2 separate regions of the Homo sapiens genome follow, and region 1 is linked to region 2. Evidence: read pairs that join two places in POLR2A ChIA-PET (ENCODE). Cell type or tissue: PC-3. All regions are shown on one strand. Each heading gives the region's core, and the rest is flanking DNA. Links, peaks and the distances in the headings are about the cores only.

Region 1 (11,455 bases), core at 3,948-8,947, 62 kb before region 2:
CTAGCCACTTGGGCGGCTCAGGCAGTAGGATCACTTGAGCCCAGGTGCTTGAGTCTGCAGTGAGCTATGACCGTGTCACTGCACTCTAGCCTGGGCAGAGCAAGACACTGTCTCCAAAAAAAAAAAAAAAAAAAGTAAATGTAAGAAGTCCTGCTGCAATAACCATGTTAGGCATCATCCAGCCTCTGCTTGAACCTTCAAATGCAATTGGGGGCGGGCACTTTCTAAGGCAAGTGGTTCCACTGTTAGAAAGTGTGTAGGCTTTTGAAAAATCTCAGCTGAAATCTGCCACCGGGCCTCCGTGCACCTTCCCACCACATGGCTCCTCCTTCCATGCTTTTCCTCATCTCCTTGTAGTGGAGGCACTTCAGTTCAGTTTACAGCAACCGACTAGAGACGACACTTGGACCTAAGTGTTAATGGAGGTGAACTAAAGCAAAATATAGCTTCAATTTGGAACCTGCCCCTGGATCCTTTACCTGACGTTAAGACACCGGTATACAAGCTGTGGTTAGGAATTCATTTGCTCACAGAAAAAGTACATTGGGATAATGGAAAAGTAATTACTCTGTATCTTTGGTTTCGTATTTTGCCTGCACTGTATATCTGACTGTGCATTGAACTGGTGTTCTAACCAAATGGTAAAACTATGATGCAGAAACCAGGGTGAGAAGAGGTTGAGATGTCAAGATTCTTCTCTTCATCCTCAATAGTCCTCCCTTTGCAAGAGGCCAGCTGCTGAGCACGGGCTACCAATAGTAAGGTCCAAGACGTACAGAAGCTTCCTCTCCGCTGAGCAATGCAGTTGAGTGACCAGGTTTCTTAGGCTACACCGTCACTGATTACAAGTGAGAGCAACGTGCCATACAATTCACTTTCAGTAACCACAAAACGAAAAATATATCAATAAAACAAAATACTGTGTTAGCCCCTGCTCCCATGTATAGGTAGAGCTAAAAAGCTTTAAGTAAAAATATGTAAAGATATATCAACTTCCACAACCACATACCAGGTTGATAATAACCTTAAAACTCTTGCTGCCAAGTTGCCTATATTCTGGAAGTTAGGATGGCTGGTATCAGACAGGAACATCCTCCAGACATGCTCAGCTCTTCCATTGGAACCCCCCAGGCCCTGAGTTATAGGGAAGTACTATTAATTGGTGGCCTAGGTGATAAGCAAATTGCCTGTGTGTCACAAGCTCAGGGCTAAGAGTCATTTTATTTGGTTATTATTTTATTCCTCTTGATTTTAAAAGTGCAGAAGCACATTACACAAGATTTTCAAACGCAGAGAAACAGAAAGTAATCGTGAGCCCTCCCCCAGCCCAGTGAGGCTGGCTGCGTGGTGTGGGCCTGGGCGCTTCACTGAGGGATGCTCGGTGCGAGAGGCTGGGCTCCTGTTGCAGACCCGCCTTTTCCCCCTCCCATGTCTGCTTCACCCCTCCCACCACGGAGGGAAACCTCCAGACAGAGCTTCCTGACACCAAGCTCTAAGACGAGAGTGAACACCTCCATCTCCCCTCTTCCCGTCACCGCAGGGCCAAGGAACAGATCTTGTCTAAACTTCACGTGCACGCTGGCACTTCTAACATCATTTCCGTCGTGGCCACCCACCATAATGGAAATCATCACTTGCAAAATTACCAGGACACCTTATTCGTATAGAGAAAGAAGGGTTAACATTTCCGAGAACTATGAAACCATAGATGGGAAGGAAAAACCACCCTACTTTTAAAATAAAAATGTTCTGGTGGGAAAAGGAAATATAAACTGTAATTGGTATTTTTACCATCCTTTACAGACCTAAAGTCTGTGTGAGCTCAGGAACAAAATCGTATATTATATAGGCTGTATTCTCATAAAATATCATGTTTAGTATGTTACATTTAAAAGCATGTTCTGGCCAGGCGCAGTGGCTCATGCCTGTAGTCCCCACACCTTGGGAGGCCAAGGTGAAAGGATGACTTGAGGCCAAGAGTTCAAAGACCAATCTGGGCAACATAGCAAGACCCTGTCTCTAAAACAACTTTTTAAAAAACTTAGCCAAGCAGGGTGGTGCATGCCTACAGTCCCAGCCACTCAGGAGGCTGAGGATCACTTGAGCTCAGGAGTTTCTCAAGGCTGCAGTAAACTATGATTGCACCACTATACTGAAGCGTGGGTGACAGAGCGAGACCCTGTCTCTAAAAAACTAAATAAAATCAACAATTAAATTAATTTGAAAAGCATGTTCTGACGATATGTAGTTTAGTTGAGGAGTTAATAATTTAAAATTCTTCTCTGCTCTCCTCTGCAGACGTGAAGGACCAGGACGATCCAGGCCTCAGGTTTCCCTCCTCCTAAAACCCGTGGCTTGCTTTGACTTCTCTCCTGACTTGAGCCCTGTGACTATAGTCGGCAAGTCCACACTCTCCTTCTGGGTGATCTCATCAACAAGGGGGCCCTCAACCACGACCTACACTGATGACTCCTCAGCTGACACCTCAAGGCCAGAACCCTCTCAAGCTCCAGCTCTGACTCCTTCTGGACACTTCTGCCTGAAGATAGAGTGATGCACACGTGTGTGTGAATATGATACATGAAGTTCGCATGGTCATCTTGCCTCTAATCCTCTTCCCACACCCCTCACCTCTATGAAAGCACCACCGTGCAGCCATCAATCTACAAATCTTGGTGTATCTTTGACTGATTCCATATTTTTTGCCCTCTACATTGAATCAATCATCAAATCCTGCCTATTCGAATATCTGCAGATATAGGACATTAAATATCTTCTAAATATCCACACATTCACCTCCATTGTCACCTCCTTGGTTTGGGCCTAAGTGGTGTTTTCTGGACTCCGGCAACAACCTCAACTGGTTTATCCATCACTCTCATCACTCCGCATCCCATTCCTCTTCTTTATGTCTGAGTGATCCTTCCAAAGTGCAGATTTGATCACCTCACATCCCTGCTAAACTCCTGTAGTGGATCTCCATTGTCTTTGGGATCTGGCCTCCAGATACTTCTTTGGCCCCCTCTTATCCCTGAGCCCCCACCCCCAACTCTTGTACTGCAGCCCTACTGAACTATTTGTGGTTTCTTGAACACTGCACACTTTCGCCTGCTTCCAAGCCTTTTCCCGAGCCACTCTATCTTCATGGAACACCTCCCCCATCTTCTTTAACTGGCTTTACTTCTACTTCTACCCTTCCAAACTCAGCTCAGTGATACTTCCTCCAGGAAACACCCCTTATCACCACCACCAGAATACCAAGCTGGGCTGGGGGCTCCACCTACACTCTAGCAGAGCATCCCTTCTGCTTACTGTGATCATGGCACTTACGAGAAGGTTTTGCAAGCATCTGTTTACTTGACCCCCTTCTCCATTAGACCGTGAGCTCCTTGCAGTCAGGGACTGTGCCGTTCATCTGAGTATCCCCAGCACCTAGCACAACACCTGGCACAGAGTCGGCCCTCAAGGAATGTGCCGAATGGGGAACTTTCCAATACTCAACAGCAGCAGTTCTAAAAGTGTGGTCCACAGACCCCTGAGTCCCTGAGACCCCTTCAGGAAGTCCCTGAGGTCAGAATTACGTCCTTAACAATGCCAAGCTCTAATTTCCTTTGTCGTTGTGTGACACCTGCACTAATGCTGCGGGAGCCATGGTGGCGGCACCTGGGCTGCCTCAGCACCAGCCGGGACAGGCACCACGTCGCTGTGCTCTTCTTCACTGCCACCTACAAGAAAGATGCCAAGTTCATATACAAAGGCCTTTGATGACGCTGTAAACAATATTAATTTTATTAAAGCTCAACCCTTGAGTACAGGTCTCTTTATGAAGCACTTTTGCTGCACACCAGCCAAACTGAGCACTGTGCAGTCAAGCTGTGAGCTTCTTCTGAGGGAACATCATTTTCACTTGAAAGAACAACTGATGGACAAACCAGGGTTCTTCACACCTGAGTGTTCTATAATCATTTTCTCAAAAAAATGAATGTAGTAAGCCCGTCACTCCAGGAAAAACAACAGCATTTGCTGCCAAGGATAAATTTGAGCTTTCCAGAAAAAAAAGAAAGAACTTTGGAAAACTTGTACCAGCCTCTGTAAGCCTGACAGCTCCCCAACACCTACATGCTGTTTTGATGACATTGGGGGTTGATATTAACCCATGTGCTTTTTTGATATTGTATAATGAAATATGTCACATTTGGAAGGTCTGCATAACTCAGAGAATCAATGTTCTCAAGGAATCAAAGCACGGTGTTACAAAATCAAGCCTGGGAGAACAGCCATTTAAACGCAAGACAGACCAAAAAGCTTGAGAACTGCTAACCTACGTGCCAAAGTGAAGGACATGGAGTAGGAAGATGTCAGCCACACACAGCTCCATCCAAATGGACTCCTCCCTTCTCTGAGGCATCTGCCATGCCTCTGGCAGTTAGAAATGGATCTTACACTTGGATGTGACAGCTGTACCATTCTGGCTTAGGCCTTCTTCATTTCAAATGAAACATGCAACTTTCAAAGTTGGACCAAACTAAGAAGCAATGTGGGTCAGAAGAAGACCTATGGACCAGGAATCCCACTGTCACCAGGCGAGCTGAGTGAAGCATCCATCCAGCCTCTAAGCTCCTGATGTCCTTATCTGTAGCACGAGGCCTATCTGCCTACAGACAGACTGTGGTTGTGGGAATCAAATCAAACATGGGCTGGGTGCGGTGGCTCACGCCTATAATCCCATAACTTTGGGAGGCCAAGGCAGGCCAATCACCTGAGGTTAGGAGATCAAGACCAGCCTTACCAACATGGTGAAACCCCATCTCTACTAAAAATACAAAATTAGTCGGACATGGTAGTGGGCGTTTGTAGTCCCAGCTACTCAGGAGGCTGAGCCAGGAGAATCGCTTGAGCCCAGGAGGTGGAGGTTGCAGTGAGCCAAGATCATGTCACTGCACTGCAGCCTGGGCGACAGAGTGAGACTCCGTCTAAAAAAAATAATAAAGTCAAATATGAGTGAAAGTACGTCTAGTCGGATCTCTCTGACCACAGAGGTACCCCAGGCCATGCCTTGAGTTTCATCTGACAACATTTGACATCAATAATAATCCTCCAAAAGGAAGGATTCCATTGATGAAAGCCAGTGACTAGAAAGTAAAACAATGTGCAAACATCTGTGCTCTGAACAACAGCAGCTGCCGTAACTGAAGTGCTTGCTTCACAAGAATCTCCACATTCTTACCCCTGTCAGATTCTTACCCCTGTCAGATTTCTATCTTCCAGGAGCCGCCCTTTACCTCTGAGCATGACACAAGATGCTCATCTCGTAAGCATCTCTACGACAGAATCAAGGCTGATGTCACCGACGCAATTTACCTTTCAAGTCATAAAGAAACATCACAAACACCCTAAAAATCCCCTTAGCTCACAAAAACCCAACAAAGAGTAACTCAGAAATTTTCCTAATTCTACTAATCTCCAGTTCTGCCATCCAATCAAAGTTGTTTTTCTAGAATGCAGAAAGTATTTACAAAGAGCTGCTACAATTTGGCTCTCTAAAATAAAAAGCTATTCATCTTCATTTTAACAAAGTCAAAAAGAAACCATTGTTTGCAGAAGAAAAATAGATCAATTACAATTTTCTCTAAAATAAATCAATGTTAGTCATGACACAACAAGGGGGCATATCATTATACTATTAGAAGGTGTGCAGTTCTTAGAAGCCAAGCCTCAGCAGGGCGCAGTGGCTCACACCTGTAATCTTGGCACTTTGGGAAGCCGAGGCGAGCAGATCACAAGGTCAGGAGATCGAGACCATCCTGGCTAACACAGTGAAACCCCGTCTCTATTAAAAATACAAAAAATTAGCCGGGAGTGGTGGCAGGTGCCTGTAGTCCCAGCTACTTGGAAGGCTGAGGCAGGAGAAAAGTGTGAACCCGGGAGGTGGAGCTTGCAGTGAGCCGAGATCGCGCCACTGCACTCCAGCCTGGGCGACAGAGCGAGACTCTGTCTCAAAAAAAAAAAAAAAAAAAAGCCAAGCCTCACAGATCCCAGTTTTAGCATAAGGGGAAACTCAAGCTCGCAGATATCAAAATGACTAGGCAATGCTCAAGCCACGAGTATGGGCTCCACAGGAAGGTTCTGGAATCACACAAACCAGGCTGAATACTGGCTCTGCCCCTCCCTAGCTGTGTGACCCTGAGTAATTCCATTTCCCTCTCTGAGCTCAGCTGTTCTATCTGTAAATCCAAGGTAATCCAACCTACCCTCCAAGGATTACTGCAATAAATGAAGAGCATATATGCTAGCATAGTGCTTGGCACGAGGTCGCTGTAAGAATAACATCCATTGAGCCCCATGTGCATGACAGCTGTCCTGCACAAGAGGACCTGTCTGTGGCCCAGGAAGATGTCTTATTGGCTGCATGCTAACTGGTCCATTTGGGGTGGGATTCACTGGAGCCTCAGATGAGGTATGAGACAAGCCTCTAACTGCTCTGTAAAATAGCTTTAACTTGTATTTTCACACAATCCATTATGCAATCTATTCTTTGTTTTATAGTTTCATGACCTATTAATTTTAAAATGCTTTACAATAAAATACTTTCCAGCCAGGCACAGTGGCTCATGTCTGTAACCTCAGCACTTCGGCAGGCCAAGGCAGGAAGAGCACTTGAGACCAGGAGTTTGAGACTGGTCTGGGCAACACAGCAAGATCCCAGCACTACAAAATTTAGAAAAAAAATTATCTGGACTTGGTGGGGCACATTTGTAGTCTAGCTACTTGTGAGGATTGCTTGAGCCCAGGAGTTCGAGATTATAGTGAGCCAGGATCATGCCAAGAAACTGCACTCCAGCCTGAGTGACAAAGCGAGATCTGGTCCCTAAAAAAATTTAAATAAAAATAAAATAAGTTCCTTTGACCTTCCTTTTGAGTTACTGGTTTTCAATGTCTCTTTTAAGATGAAATCTAGTCCTGAATCTTCCGAGGTCCTTTACAACTCTAGGTTTCCATGAAAATGGCAACAGCTCTACCTGACCCTTTCATGTTTTAGTGTTGGGGAAAGAACTGTGTCAACTCTTGAAGTTACAATAGCATAAAACACCGTGGAAGGATACAGTGACAAATACATAGCTCTTCATCATCTGTTTTAGATCTTGGGCTTGCAATTTGCACTGCTCTGATGCTGCTGGCCTTCGTCTGCTAAGAAAGGTCTCCACGCAGGCACAGTGTGCTCCGGGCAGCTGACCCAGGCACCAGCAACCTCCTGGCAGATGTAAAAGGGATTCTTGGGTCAGGTTTTCTGGAGCATAAAAATAAATATTCAGCTTGTCTAAACTCAAGTCTCAATTCCAATTGAGTTGATGAAATTGTTGATAACTAGCTATTGATTAGGATTGGTATAATGATCTGCAAAATAGCCAGTCCTCCTCCATCTCTATAGTTAAAAAAAAATTTTTTTTTTAAGACAGAGTCTTGCTCTGCCTCCCAGGCTGGAGAGCTGTGGCATGATTGTAGCTCACTGCAGCAACTATCTTCCCAGGCTCAAGCGATCCTCCCACCTCAGCCTCCCAAGTAACTGGGACTACAGGCACACGCCACCACAACTGGCTAAATTTTTATAGAGACCGGGTCTCACTATGCGACCTAGGCTGGTCTCAAACTCCTGGGCTCAGGCAATCCTTCTGCCTCGGCCTCCCACAGTGCTGGGATTACAGGCGTGAGCCACCACACCTGGCCATCTCAATCGTTTTTAATAGGTAAAGATAGTTATTTTTGTCAGTCTTGATAATCTACCAAATGATATTTTCTACAACAAAAACACTATATAATTGTACATGTTAGGGTATTTGAATTTTTGTCTTGAAGATAATGATTAAAAAGAAAAAAAGCTAAGTGGCTGGGGGTTTTTTCCTTAAATCAAAAGCCAGGATTTCTCTTGCGTGAGACCGTCCCCTGTTCCTCCCTCACTGAGAAACACAAAATTGACAGGGCTGATATTTCAAAGCGTACAAAACTGGTTCAGCCATACCCATAATCCTTCTGCTTGGCAAAACAAGATTAATCAGCTTTCCTCAAGAAAGACGGCTAACTACGGTTCCTGGGCCAAACAGAGTACTACATTTCAAAGGGTGGCACCCAATTTATTCAGCCTTAGGAGAAGGATGTGGAGGTTACGCAGTGTGGAACAGATTTTTTACAGAGTAAATGAGAGAGCCTTTGGTTTAGGGCCCCTCTGCCTGCTCACTGCTTGTTAGCTATGCATCAGGAAAGAGAATTATTACACTTAGAAACACTTTATCTGTTTACTTGCTTTTAAAACCACGTAAGAATGTTCAGCTAAAGAAAAGTAAATTGCACCAAAGCTGTTGGCAGCTGAGATACTAGTCACTGGGAACTCCAAACAAACAATTCTGAGCCTCTATTCAAAGGTGTTTATTATTTCCTTGACCCCTGAAACTTTCTGCAACCCTGCAGAGGAGGAAGGCTGACTCCCCTCCCTACCCCACCTGCTTCCAACCTCCCCTAAATCCTGACACTCTGAGCCTCTTTGGTATGGAAGACACCTCTGAGCCAGGCAAAGTGAAGAGCCGATTGTACAGGGAGGGCCGTGGGACAATGCATGTGGGGAGGCGCATTGTGCAGCCGAGGAATGGTCACTGGGAGGTGGACGGCAGGGAAGAGATCTGACAGCACCTCAATGCTGTGTACCACTATGTCAGCCTCAAAAAAGCATCGTCACCTGGATGCTGCCTGGCATCTACCTTTTTAGAGTTAGGTTAGAAAATATTCATTTGGCTGACTTCCTTTCTCAGTGTATGTCCAGCTGTTTCGTTATCACAGAGAGACAGCCTCATGAATGTCTTTGGTTGGGCACCCACATGGCGCCTGGTGATGAAGGGGCTGGGCATGCACAGTCAGGCCTCCCTGACTGCATCAGCAACCCTAACCCCCTGAATTACCAGCAATACATCTCCCCACTGTACAAACTCCAACACACACGTACTGTTCACCTATTAAACTAGGCAATGCAGAGTTCTCAAAGATGAATGAATACCAAGGGGGCTTAGCTCTTGAGATGTCAGACAGGAGAGTAGAGAAATAAGTACGGGTGACTCTTGAACACTGTGGGTTTCAACTGCGCAGATCCACTTACACAGGAATTTTCTGCCACCTGTGCCACCTCTGAGACAGCAAGACCAACCCTTCCTCCTCCTCAGCCTATTCAATGTGAAGACAATGAGGTTGAAGACCTTTGTGATGATCCACTGCCACTTATGAATAGTACATGTATTTTCTCTTCCTTATGATTTTTCTTTATTTTCTTTCTTTCCTTCCTTTCTCTCTCTCTCTCTCTTTTTGAGACATAGTCTCATTCCTGTTGCCTAGTCTGGAGTGCAGGGATGTGATCTTGGCTCACTGCAGCCTCAACCTTCCAGTTTCAAGCAATCCTCCACCCCAGCCTCTTAAGTAGCTGGGACTATAGGTTCGTGCCACAAAGCCTGGCTAATTTTTTTTTTTTTTTTTTTTTGGTAGAGACAGGGTTTTATCGTGTTGCCCAGGCTGATCTAAAACTCCTAGGGTCAAGTGATCCTCCCGCCTTGGCCACCCAAAGTGTTGGGATTACAGGCATGAGCCACCCAACTCGGCTTGATTTTCTTAGTAACATTTTCCTTTCCCTAGCTCACTGTATTGTAAGAATACAGTATACAATACATATAACATACAAAATATGTGTTAATCGACTGCTTGTATTATTGGTAAGGTTCCGGTCAATAGTAAGCTGTTAGTAGTTAAGACTTTGAGGAGTCAAATGTTACACTCAACACAAGGCACAGTGGCTCGAACCTGTAATCCCAGAACTTTGGGAGGCCGACGTGGGTGGATCACTTGAGCCCAGTGAGTCAAGGCTGCAGTGAGCTGTGATCAACCACTGCACTCTAGCCTGGGTGATAGAGCGAGACCCTGTTTCAAAAAACAAAAACCCAAAAAAACAAAAAAAAAACCCCTATTATACATGAATTTTTAACTGTGCTAGGGCTCAGCACCCCCTAACCCCTGCGTTGTTCAAGGGTCAACCGTGTATGAGGTGAACATCATAAGAGACGGGGAGAACCACCATATGGGATCCCAGACAGACATATCTGGATGTAGGAAAAGAGGAAGAAGAATCAGAAATACTTTACCATGTGATCAGAGTTTTTTCTTTAACTGACAATAATTGTATATATTTAGGGGGTACAATGCAATGCTTTGATACATGTATATGTATGTGGATGATTACATCAAGCTAATTAACATACCCATCACATCACATATGTATCATTTTTTTGTGCTGAGAACATTTAAGATCCACTCCTTTAGCAATTTTGAAACATGTAATATGTTATTATTAACTATAGTCACCAGATTGAGTTTCACAATTCACAAAGCAGTCACATAGATTATTTCACTTAAGAGTTGCAAGGATTAGGAAGGAATCCCACTTTATGGCATAGAAAACTGAGCCACAAGGTCACGTGATTTGTCCCGGGTATCTGAAAAAGCCACTGCTTCAAGTGGGTTGGGGTTAGAAAATAGCTGAGTCTTAACAAATAATGCAGAGGGCCTATGAAAGCCGCAGAACAGGAAAAGCCACGAGGATTGGAATCTGCAGATGTGGAGAAGCTATTTAGCCCTCAGTTTCCTCATCTATGAAAAGGGCCAACACCAGCTGGTCCACTGAATGGTTGCGAGGACGAAATGAAACACTGCAACAAAACCATAAACCGCAGATGTTACACTCATGTGAAGTGTCACTGCTACTTTTCACAAGCCAAGCACAGGTCTTCTTATGGCAGATACATAAATTCCTGTTGAACAAAGAAATGAAGGAAGGAAGGAACCCATGAATTTAGCAAAGTCAACAGAGTCTCCCTGAACTTTGTTTTCATGGGCCTGGACTCTGGTACAGCCTGGCTCTGTAGCATCTGGCTGGTTCTGAAGGACACGGTGACAGGTGAATGCTGTAAAATGGCCTTGCAGTTCCCCCAGGGGCGCCAGCTTCCTACACGCCAGGCTTCCACGTAAACATCACTCAAACACTGGGGAGTGTCCGCAGATACAAGTCAGCAGCAGTGCCCTGACTGGGCCGCATTGCAGCAGGAACCACCCAGGAACCAGACGCGGTACAGGGCCGGCTCGGCTGTCTGGTTATACTGGTCTGGAAACCCTTCCTCAAATCCCTGGGGCCTGAAATGTTTTTGAACTCAGATTCAGACTTTAAAACGGAAGTCCAGGGCATACACCATACATTAGCCAATATCCCAGAAGGGCCTAGGACAAGACCCATAGTCACATTCAAAAATACCTCTACAGAAAAGCAGAACTTTCACACTAAAAGAAATGAACACAAACGATTAAAAGCCACATGTTTCAATTCAGAGGAGTTCTCCCCACCCATCAAATGATTTCAGATCAGGCCAAATCC
Region 2 (11,455 bases), core at 3,111-8,110:
GCATCAGCAACATTTCCCGGGGTACTGAGGCAGGTCTCCTCCCCCACAAAGCAATCCCCATACATGGTGGGTGGAACTCTGTATGCTTCATGTTGGCAGAACTCCAGAAAAAGCCCTCCTCAGCCTCTGATGACATCATCTCAAGAGCCAAAGAGCCCCCTGGCAGGTTGTCCTCCTGGCCCTCAGTCTTTCCTGTCTGTGAACTGGGGAGGTAATTTCTTTTATGATCTGGCTTCCGTTGACTCTCGAACACAGTGTTCATGTGTAAGCACCTCTGAGACAGCATGTTTTCCCAGCGTGTCTTGGCTGGCATCAGGATTTCAGTGTCAGTGTTCTTTTCTTTCTCTATGGTCCAGAAAATAATGTATGTCTTACAGTCAGTGAGACCCTGGGTTCGGATGAAATACAGTAATAAGCTACTGTTTACCAAACACCTGCCATATGCCAGGCACCATGCTCAGCATTTAGGAATCTTAGTGCATAGATTATGTGTGCTCATCCCTGAACACAGGGGCTGGCTCATAGTAGGTGCTCAATAAATGCAAGTTTCCTCCCCTCCTTGTTTCTAGGAAGAAAGAGCTGCCTCGTGCATTGTAATTTGTTTGGCAGAGAAGCGTATTCTTGAAACCTGTTTTTTAAAGCTCACATTTTATTCAGGGAGCTTCATGGCATTGGGAGCATTAAATAATTGCTGATTTAATTTGGATTTGAGGTGGAGGGGAGCTTAAAAGTTTTCCCAAACTAGTCACAACCCAATTAAAATGTTACTCATGAAACCCAAGACAGTGATTCATTTAATGCTCCATCTGGCGTTTCTTGCTTTCAAGCAACACACATATGACTCAACTTTGCTTTTGCTTATTAAACGCTAACCAGCACGCTTCCTCATCCCAATAAAAAGTTAGGTTGAAGCCTTGCTGTGTGTGCACATGAGTGTACATGCGTGGGTGTCTGTGCCGTGTGGCATGTTTATCCACGAGGCTCCTAGATGTGCACAAGCGGTATGCGCGACTGTATGCAAGGCCAGTTTTGTTGCCACACAACCTGTGCTGTCACTGGGGGCTCTGCTGCCACAGTCTTGAAATTTTTAACAATTCTTTTTTTTTTTTTTTTGAAATGGAGTCGTGCTCTGTCGCCCAGGCTGGAGTGCAATGGCGCGATCTTCGCTCACTGCAACCTCCACCTCCCGGGTTCAAGTGATTCTCCTGTCTCAGCCTCCCGAGTAGCTGCGACGACAGGCATGCACCACCACACCCAGCTAATTTTGTATTTTTAGTAGAGATGCGGTTTCTCCACATTGGTCAGGCTGGACTCGAACTGCCGACCTTAGGTGATCCTCCCGCCTCGGCCTCGCAAAGTGCTTGGATGACAGGCGTGAGCCGCCATGCCCAGCCTTAATGATTGTTAAACAGCAGCTCCATATGTTCGTTTTGCACTTGGCCCTGCAAATTGTGCCGCCGGTCCTGGGGATGTGTGTGTAGAACTGCGTGTCATTGTGGGCACAGGAGCACGCGCATCCTTGTGGATGTGAGTCCATGCAGATGAGTGTATACGCGCCCTGTGAGAGTGCGGGCCGCGTGCGGATGTGTGAGGCTGGGAACACAGGAAAGGGGACGTGAGAGGGGGGTTGAGAGTCTTTGTGAATGTGTCTGAGGGTGCCTGACACACTGAACTTCAAACGCTGGGGGCACGGGAATCACACCAGAGCCCCAAGATTCAGATTCCACAGGTGTGGGGGCTCGGGAAGGTGTAATTTTTTAACAAACACCTCCCCACCTCCAGGCGACTGCAGTGCCCACCAGCGTTTGAGAACCACTGGGCCAAAGGTTTTAGGTGCTAGAAATTGGGTCGATGACCCCACCATTCTTTAGGTATAGGCTTAGACTGTCATATGGCTCCAAACCATCTACCTACTCACTCTGTTATCTGAAGTAAAGGTTTCCCCAAAGCCCACCAGGAACACCAAGGAACCGATGAGCCATTCACTGTGGGAACCCCAGACAGAGGCCTCCCGCGGCCTTTGCCTGGGCCTTGAGCCAGGCGGTGACTCACAGCAATAGGCCGGAGTGGCCTTGCTGGTCAGCCTCTGCCTCCCGCCTTGCTACATCAGCAGGGCAGAGCCAGGGCTGCCACCCGATGACCAGTATGGGTCATGCTGCCTGACCCTGCCCCCACCACCAAACCCCCTTAAGTCGGAAGGGACTGGCATTGGTCAGTGCCCCCAACCCTGATGCCATCAGATGTGCCACCTGCAGTCGCCTCCTGGGGTCCTTCTCTGGGGCCCAGCACTTGCTGACCTTGGAGAGCTGGCTTCTGGGCACCCTGGTGACCCCACCCAGCACAACTCCCCTTCTTGGCTGCATTTCCCTGAAAGCCATCCTGGGGTGAGATGTTGTCCTCTTGCGGAGCCATCCTGGCTAGGCGAGGGGCTGTGGGCCACACGTGTGGCCATGGGAGCTACACTCTGCCACTTGCCGGCAGGGGACCCTGGGCGGGTTCCTTGAGCTTATCTAAGCCTCGGGTTCCTCGCCTGTGAAGTAGCCCTGTGCTACCCTGGGCCAGGGACCTGCTCCAGGGTGGGTCCAGGGCCAGGCTCCTGCCCCCTGCCTCCTCAGGCCACACTTCCTCTTGCAGCTCCCGCTTGGTCCCCGCACACCTACCATGCACACAACACAGTTTCCCCACCCTGCCCCTTGCGGGGGTTGGCATGGAGCCAGCAGTCAGCATCTGTGTGAATTAGAATTGGGGTTCTGCAGACTTGGGGATCCAGAGAGGCACCCTGTTCCCCAGGAGGGCAAGTGACCACGGAATGGGAAAGAGGCTGGTCCAGCGCCACACAGCCAGTCCACAGCCGGGACAGGAACCAACATCTTTAGCTGCTCCTTTGCCCCCAGCTCTCCCCTCCACAGCTGGCACCACTAAGCACCCACTGTGCACTAGGCACTTGGAAGCCTCTCTTCTGGAGCCGCCACAACCACCAGATGAGGATGTCACAGCAAGAAGAGGAGGGCTGAGAGAGATCAAGTGACTTGCCCAAGGACACACAGCGTGTGGGACCTGAGATATAAGCTTCAAAGTGACGCTGACACAGAGACCCCTGACTCTCTGGCAGCATCAGCATAGCGCCTCTCAGGCCCCTCCGGCAGCCCCAGGCTCCCCGGGGCCTCCAGGCCCCCAAGGCTGCTGGAGGCTGCCTGTCCTCCACGGTCCATCTCCTTCAGCTCCTGTCACCGGCTGGGTGCCTGGAAGCTGCATGCCAGCCTTTCCATTATTCATGCCACCCTTTGGTTGCCAGCAGGGATTGGGCCCAGAGGCCCCAGCTTTGCCAGGAAAGATAAGGCACCAACGCCTGACTTTTCTTCTGAGCTCCATCCCATTTCCCAAAAGAACACAAAGGCCTGTTGTTCCCTGCCCCGTGTAGGATGCTGGGCCTCCTTCTCATGAAAAGAAGATAAACCATTAGCGGGATTACAGCTGGTTAGGTTTACAGCTTTTCCTCACGGCCACCTGTCCCCTCCTGTAATGCTGCATGGACACGAGAGGCAGGTGCCTGCTGTCTCCGGATCATGGGGCGGGGGAGGCAACAGCTCCTCTGAGCCCCTCTCTCAGGCCAAGCTTCACAGGCATGACCTGGAGAAGTTTCTCCAGCACTGCGTGGGCTCCATAGTCCTCATCCCACGTTATAGGTGAGGAAACTGAGGCTTGGCGAGGCTGAGAGACGTGCTGAGATAACGCAGCTGGTAGAGGGCTTTGCCAGTGCTCTCTGCCCTGTGCCGGGGTGCCAAGCTGACTCATTTGTCCTCAAAACAAAACTCGGAAGAAGTGAGTTGATGCATGCAAACCCTGCCTGCCCACGCCTCTATCTCCAGCTGTACAGTTGAGTCAAACAGAAGTTGAAAGCAGAGAACCAAAATTCAAGACCACCAAAGTGGGTCCTGGGAGGTCCGTCTGTAACCTACTCCTCCCACACAGGGAGCCAGGCAGGCTGGTCTGGGAGTCACGGCCCCACCCAGAGGTCTGGTGGAGCCCTTTGCACCCCCAGAGGACTCCCATAGCTTCAAACGCCATGCGTGCCACCGTGGGGGGAGGCAGGGGGCAGGGGAGGTGGCATGCCAGGCTGGGAGATGGGGCCCCCTCCTTGCCCTGGCCGACCCCGCCAAGCTGGTGATGTCACCGCCTGAGACAGGATTAAGATGATGTCACAAGAAGCAGCTTAGTGCTGGGACAGATAAACATCTTCAGAAGGCTGGCACTCCAGGGATGCCAGGGGTCCAACAAAGGCCAGCAACGTCTGTGTCCTCGCAACCCAGGGTTGAGCCACTTTAGAGATCAGCAACTGCAGCTTCCCCCATTTCACAGATCAGGAAACTGAGTCCCAGAGAGGGGAAGGATTTATCCAGGAGCTGCCAGTGATGCAGCAGCAGAGCCAATGAGGGTCTTAGACACAGACCTGGGGTGGGGGGCCCTTGTTGGAAAGCCCTCTGGCTTTGCCACCTGGCAGCCTAGCAGTGGAGCCTCTGCCTCCATGGAGTAGCTGTGTGATGATCCACTCTGAGCCTCCATCTCCTGGTCCGTACACTGGGGATGATAATACCACCTAGCTGATGCGGTTGTGGGGAAGAGAAAACAGGATGGTTTTTGTAAGCAGCCTTGCAGACAGCAATTTTCCCTAAGCACTTTCTAAAGGAAGAATGGCAACAAGCAGCAACAGAGAAATAGCAAGACCCCCACTGAGCACCTACTATGTGCCAGGGCTGGGGTAGAGATGACTCAGACACCGACCCTGCCCTCAGACGCTCACCGTCTATCAGGCAGACGCAGACACGGACCTCACGAGCGATGGAGGCTACTTACTGGCTGTCACCATACAGAGGAGGCCCCTCCCTGCCAGGGAGGGAGTAGAGGGAGTGAAGGAGGGCTTTGCTGGGGACCACAAGGTGTTCCAGGAAGGGAGATGGGTGCTGACAGGCACCAGGTGAGAAACACTGAGCAGTGTGTGGAGAATCCATCTGCCTGGGCTGTGGAGGTGAGGGCGGGTCCTGGGCAGGGAGGCCGGAGGGGCCCACAGGGATCCGCTTGACCCCCCAGGGAGGGCCAGCATTACCAGGCCAGGAGGTTCGGACTTAATTGCAATGAGGACTTCCCCCTGAAGTGTCTTGTTAGCTGAAGCGCCAACCATGGCCACTGGGTGGAGATGAAATGCCCCTCGGAAAGCAGGTGCGGGGGCAGTGGGGGGTGGGGGGGCGGCGGGGGGGCGGGGGGTGCGGGTAGGGGGGTGGGGGCTGCGGCTGCTTCCCTGCGGGATGAGGCATCAACCTCAGGTGTCTTTGCAAGACCCCTCCACATGTGTCCTGCCCACTGTGCCGGCTTCGCTGCTTCCCTCTTATGGCTATCCTGAGGGAAACTGAGGCTGGGCCAGGTGCAGCCACTTGCCCATAGATGCCAGGGCGGGGAATAAAAGCCAGGGCTGCCTCAAGTCAGAGGCCTCGTTCTTTCATTGCACGCCCTGCCTTCCAGCTTCCTGGGATAGTTCTTTCCTGATTCATACAGTGTAGCGTTTGTTTCCTTATTCAGGTTTCATCATTAAAAAAAAACCTGCTGTTTAAAACTGTGTATTTTTTAATGTGTATTTTCTAAAGGAAACCAGGCCCCCTGTGCTTCCTCCCGACTGACCCTGTTTTCTCAGAGCCATAAATCACTTCCTTAAAGGGGGCTGGGAAGCCACACAGGAAGACCATTGGCCCCTGAAAGCTGTGGTTTACCAGCTACCAAGGGTCAGGGTCTGGAGGCCCCGTGGCGGCAGCTGAGTCCCAAGCCCCAAGGCAGGCACTGCTTCCCTGGGACAGCACCCTCTCCCCAGGGGGCACCTCAGCAGGCAGCTGGCTCCTTGGGCACAGCCTTCCTGCACCCAGGGGACCAGGACACTTTCTGCTGGCCTGGAGGTGCTGGGGTGTAGGGGCAATTCAGGGGAGATTCCTTAGCTGCCAAGAAGGAGCAATATTTGGGACATGCTTCCACTTCCACAAAACAGTTGTTGTTTATCTGAAATTCAAATTCAGCTGGACGTCCTGCATTCCGCCCGGCGACCCTGGCGTTGGTGATGAGTGTGTCTGAGAGTGTGTTTATGTGTGTAGGACTGTGGGTGTGTGTCATCATTTCCAGACCTTGCCTTGGGGGAATCTAGGGACAAGGACTTGGAATTTCGAGTGTCCTCCTGGGTACATAAGAAGGGAAATGCTTCTCTGGGGGCTATGCTGCTGGTGCTGTCTCGAGGCAAAGAACTGGGAGCTCTCAGTGTGTTTGAACCAAGAAAGCCAGCTGATGGCATATTAAACATCAGCCCTGCGCGGTGGGGCGATTAACGGTGTCTCTGGAGTAACGGCATCTGGGGCGCTGTGATGGATGCCTCCAGCAAGGGCTGGCAAAACGGCCTTGGGTTTGCCTCCTCTTATCTTCTGATGCTCAGACTCGCTGAGAATGAACATTCCCTCCTGCTGCCACGTGCCCGTAAAACGGATGTGAGGTCCTGTCACTCCTCTGCCCAAAACCCTCCCTGGCTCCCTTCTCACCCAGGGTCAATACCAATATCCTTTTCAGACTGCAGATAGACCCCTGTGGGTCTTCCCAACCCCTCCTGTCTAAGCTCGTCTTCCGCCCCGGTTCTGGGGTTCACTCTGCCCAAACTGACCTTGCTGCTCTTCCTTGAAAAGACCAGACACTCTCAACTCAGGGCCTTTGCACCAGCTGCCTCTTCTGCCAGGAACACCCTTTTCTCAGAAGCTCCATGGCCCGGTCTTTCACATCCCTGAGGTCCTTCTCGAGTATCCAGGCCTCTCTCCATAGCCCTGTTCTGACACCCCGTCCCTGATTCACGATACCCCATCCTTAGCACCCTCCTTACCATCACACACACTATGGGCTTTGTATTTATCTTGTCCGTTTTCTGCATGACACCTCCCCTGCTCCAAGAGTCTGCCCCCAAGGACGGGAATCATACTGTCATCTTTGTCTGCAGCTGATCAGTAAATGTTAGTCGAATGGCTGATTGACCATTCAGCAGCTGCTGCTGCCTCTGCTTCCGTGCTGGGTCACCCAGGACCCTCCATGCAGTGGCCCCTTGTTACCTCCCACTTGTGCCTCAAGACCTGACTCAGGGCTACTCCTCCAGGAAGGCTGCCCTGCCCACCCCCCTGTGGTTCTCAGGTCACAGTACATGGCACACGGGGCTCTCATTGTCCGTCTGCTTGTCCATCTGCTGTGAGCTCCTGGAGGCAGGTGAGGGGCAGACTGTCCTCTGTACCCCAGGACCCAGCAGTGGCCTGGCTAGCAGTAGGTGCTTGGGATGTGATGGGTGGCTAAGGGAATGATTGCTTGGGTAGTTTCTTTTAATTTTCTTTTTTAAGAAAAGAGGCTATTACTACACTGGAAGGTCTTTAAAAACATTTGCTCCAGCCAGTTCATTTCACAGGGGGGGAAACCGAGGCCTGGAGGTGGAAGGCGAGGGAGCTAATGCCTGTGGAGCATCGTCTCTGAGCCAGGCTCTGGCTTCTGAGCAGGGAGACCTCTCCCCCAGGCCACCCCAGCCTTCCATGGATGCTTCCTTCAAGGGCAGAGGTCGAAGCCCTGAACTGAGGGGCGATCGGGTTAGACTCGGGGTGGTGGAGGTGACTATGAACAAAATCAAGCTGGACTCCACCTAGAACCCATCCTGCCTTCCTCCCTCCTTCACAGCTTTCTCCTGAGTGACTGTCTTAGGAGGCCACATCCATGGAATAGAAGCTCTGCTTTTCAGGGGACTCGACCTAAAATGAAAGCCCACCCTGATCCCCCCACTGTGCCCTTGAATACGGGTGATAGTTCATGTGTAGCAAGCACCCTATAAGGTGTCATCAGCTTTGTTTTGCACACAAGGATACAAAGGCCCAGAGAGGTTATCTGACTTGCAAAGATCACACAGCACTTGGTGGCGAGCTTGAATGCCAAAGCAATCTGTCTGATTCCTCAGTCATGCTCCCCTCCCTGACTTTCTACTGTGGCCCCAGCTGGGTGAGGACATAGCAGCAGGGCCCAGAAACAGCCTGGGACCCCCACCTGCCCCCATGTGCTGCCAGCACCTCTCCCTGGAGCCTGGAGTCCTCATCGCATCTGACCTGCTTTTCCCAGACTGCAGACTCAACTGAACATCCGGGGGCCACCAGGGGAGCCTCTCCGCTCTTCTCCCACGGGATTCCAGCATGGAACGTGAATTGTTCCCTCCGGGGCAACCTAGTGAGCCTGCTGTTAGAGATGGATTTGTTTTCCACCCGTGACAGGCTGGTGGTACTCCCTTACCTCCCGCCTGGCTCCAGGCTCAGGTGACGGCCACACAATCGGCCTGACCATCGGCACCTCCACCAGAAGTTCCCTGATAAGGGGCAGAAAGAGCCAACCTCGCGGGAGGACACTCCTGGCTGCCTTCCAGAGCTCTCCACTGACAGACACAAGCTTGGCAAAGCCGGTCACAGCAAGTCCAAGGAGCACGATGTCACCCCATCGGGGAGCAGCCAAGGGGCAGAGGCCCAATAATTCCCCATGAGAAAAATTAGAAGCCCATGTGATGGGCTGAGCCTGTCTGCATTGAACGTGTGCCATCTGCATTTCACTGGGGCTGTGTAGACATGTCGGGGTCACTCGGCCTGCCGCAGAACAGCAGAGCATCAGAGCTCCAGCAGAAATCACCCAGGGCTGGGCTGGTAAGTCAGCTCCCTCGCTACTGATGTTTGTCCCTGTCTACATGGGTTTGGGGCTCACAGAAACCTCCAGGCTTCCAGCTTTCTCCATGTCCCTCCCTCATACCAGCTTTCAGAGGAAGGACCCTAACCCCAGCCTGCAGCTTCAAGCAGCAAATGTCCCAGGACCCTGACATTATCTCACTGAGCCCTCATCACAGTCTGTGAGGCAGGTGCTGTCATTGTCCCCATTTTACAGATATGAAAACCGAGACTTAAGGTGGCAAAGCCAAGAGGTGGTGCCCAATAAGCACGTGAAAAAATGCTCAGCACCATTGGACACTAGGGAAATGCAAATGAAAACCTCAGTGAGATACCACTTCACACCACTAGGATGGCTGGGGGGGCGAGAAGACAGTAACAGGTGCCGGTGAAGATGTGAGGAGTCAGAGCCAGCATGCCCCGCAGGTGGGAAGGGAAAATGGCGCAGCCACCGCTGGAAACAGCCTGGCGGTTCCTCAAAATGCTCAACATAGAGTCACCGTATGATCCGGCGATCCCGCTTCCCGGTGTGCACCCAGGGGAAATGAAAACAGATGTTCACACAGAAACTGGTACACGAGTGTTCATAGCAGCGTTACTCATCATGGCCAAAGCGTGGAAATAACCCAAATGCCCGTCCACTGGTGAACAGACGAGTGAAACATGGTATATCCATATGCTGGGGTATTAATCGGCAATAGGAATGAATGAAGATGGATACAGGCTCCAACACGAATGAACCCAAAAATGTTTCCTAAGCGAGAGAATCCAGGCACAAAAGGCCACGTGTTACAGGATTCCACTCATATGAAAAATGCAGAATACGCAAATCTACAGAAACAAAGTGGACGAGTGTTTGCCAAGGGCTGTGGGGAGGAAGCTAGAAGGGGTCGCTACTAATGGGTATTGGATTTTTCCGTGGACGACGGAAGTGTTCTAAATTTGATTGTGGTGATGGTTGCACAACTCTGAATATACTAACAACCACTGGATATATACTTTTAAATGTGTGATTTATTTATTTTTAGTTTCTTTCTTTTTTTTGAGACAGGGTCTCGCTCTGTTGCCCAGGCTGGAGTGCAGTGGAGCGATCATGACTCACTACAGCCTTGAACTTGTTGCACAGGCTGGTCTTGAACTCCTGGACTCAAGGGATCCTCCTGCCTTGGCCTCCCAAAGTGCTGGGATTGCAGGTGTGAGTCACTGCGCTGGGTCTAAATGTGTGAATTATATAATACATCTCAACAAAGGTGTCACTGAGACAAAAAAAAAAAGATAACAAAGCCAGGATTGGAACCCAGGACACTTTCTATAAAGCTGCAGCCTTGAGCATCGCTGGCCCCTCCCTTTTCCTCCCAGAAACCGGGGAGAAACGTGAGTACCACTCACCCCACATATTCCCGCAGCCTCGGGGCAAGCTCCGGATCCCAGGACCCCACATGCTCTGAGTGGGCAGGCCTGGGGCTGCGGGCAGGGGCTGTCCTGGGGCTGCGGGCAGGGGCTTTCCCAGAGCAGCGATGCCATCCCTGTGACAGGCTCTTAGCTAGGGTCACCTGACAGACCCTGCAGGGCCCCGGGAATCCTGGCTGCAGCCACACCTCCTGCCCGGGCATCCCGGGCGAATTCCGCCTTGGCAGTGAGTGGGGCTCCTCCCAGGCACCCAGGCACGCATGATCTCATGGATGTCACAGCTGTCGGCCCTAAGGGAACCTCTTTAGGGCACCTCATCCCTGGTTTTCGGTCATTGCCAAGTCTTTACCCTCTCTCAACCAGCTCAGTGTTTCAAGATGGAAAGAAAAGGAAGAAAGTCCAGGAGGGGGTGGCTTTCCAAGTGTCTAAGGTGAGATGAGGCCCCTTCCCGTGCATTGCTGACCCTGCAGCGGGACCCCTGGGGCAGCACCAAGTCCCCGTGTGGCCAGGGGTGGGCTTGGTGGCTTCCACTCAGGCCTCCCAGTGACTGGCAGGTGTCCTTACTCCGAGCCCCTGCAGAGAGTAGATAAGAAGCGGGCCCAAGCCTGACCCTGAAGCTCACCCTGCTCGCCCCATGAATTCCTAAGGCGCAGCCCAGCCCTGGTGCAGTGCAGACCTGGGTTTGGTGAATGAGACATGAATAGACACAGAAAGGATGTTCCTTGGGTCTCTGACAGCCCCTCACCCATAGGACATCCACCCTTCTCCACTGTCTACCCAACATGCCACCCCCCAACTGGGCAACCGAGGTGGCCCCAAACCCACTTTAGGATAGAGTTTCTCCTTCCCCCTCAGACCCCTGCCCCCCATCAGGCCAGACAGCTGCCATTCCCCAAATGTGCCCTGTACATCTGGAGCCGATCTGTGCCACCCCGGGCCTGCCTTTCTCCTGGGCCAGAGGCTGGTCCCTTGGTCCAGGCCTGGAAGAATGCGCAGTGCCCTCCTCGCCATTTCTATACATTTCCAGGGGAGTTCGGAGCTCATGATTTTTTTTCCAGAGGTGGTGACTGTTTTTCTTTTCTTCCTTTTTTTTTTTTTTTTTTTGAGACGGGGTCTAGCTCTGCCACCAAGGCTGGAGTGCAGTGGCGCTATCTCGGCTCACTGCAAGCTCCACCTCCTGGGTTCACGCCATTCTCCTCCCTCAGCCTTCTGAGTAGCTGGGACTACAGGTGCCCGGGTGGTGGTTGTTTTTCTACCTCCTTAGTCATGCTTATCCTGGGTATCTGGCCTTGTGA

What was found. ChIA-PET counts read pairs that join two places held together with the same protein. Peaks named below come from ENCODE experiments on the same cell type or tissue, not always from the same donor. Only the 100,000 strongest peaks of a DNase experiment are listed, where the experiment ranks them.
Region 1: POLR2A ChIA-PET joins it to region 2 with 7 read pairs; 2 of 35 experiments call an interaction of 5 or more read pairs at or near these places.

What each region holds. Positions count from the first base shown.
Region 1 is chr14:99,809,703-99,821,157 of GRCh38, reverse strand. The region is part of intron 1 of EML1 (EMAP like 1); the gene reads right to left. Among named protein-coding and RNA genes, the nearest start is that of EML1, 22 kb to the right of the region's middle. In PC-3, for the core only: no CTCF peak of the experiment used is centred there; no DNase peak of the experiment used is centred there.
Region 2 is chr14:99,746,997-99,758,451 of GRCh38, reverse strand. It overlaps a transcript of EML1 not described here. Among named protein-coding and RNA genes, the nearest start is that of EML1, 41 kb to the left of the region's middle. RefSeq lists enhancers at 1,936-2,555, 2,556-3,176, 5,661-6,281, 6,282-6,903, 8,395-8,927. In PC-3, for the core only: a CTCF peak has its summit at 5,075; DNase peaks (open chromatin) are centred at 5,571 and 6,131; H3K4me3 peaks cover 332 bases; H3K27ac peaks cover 1,446 bases.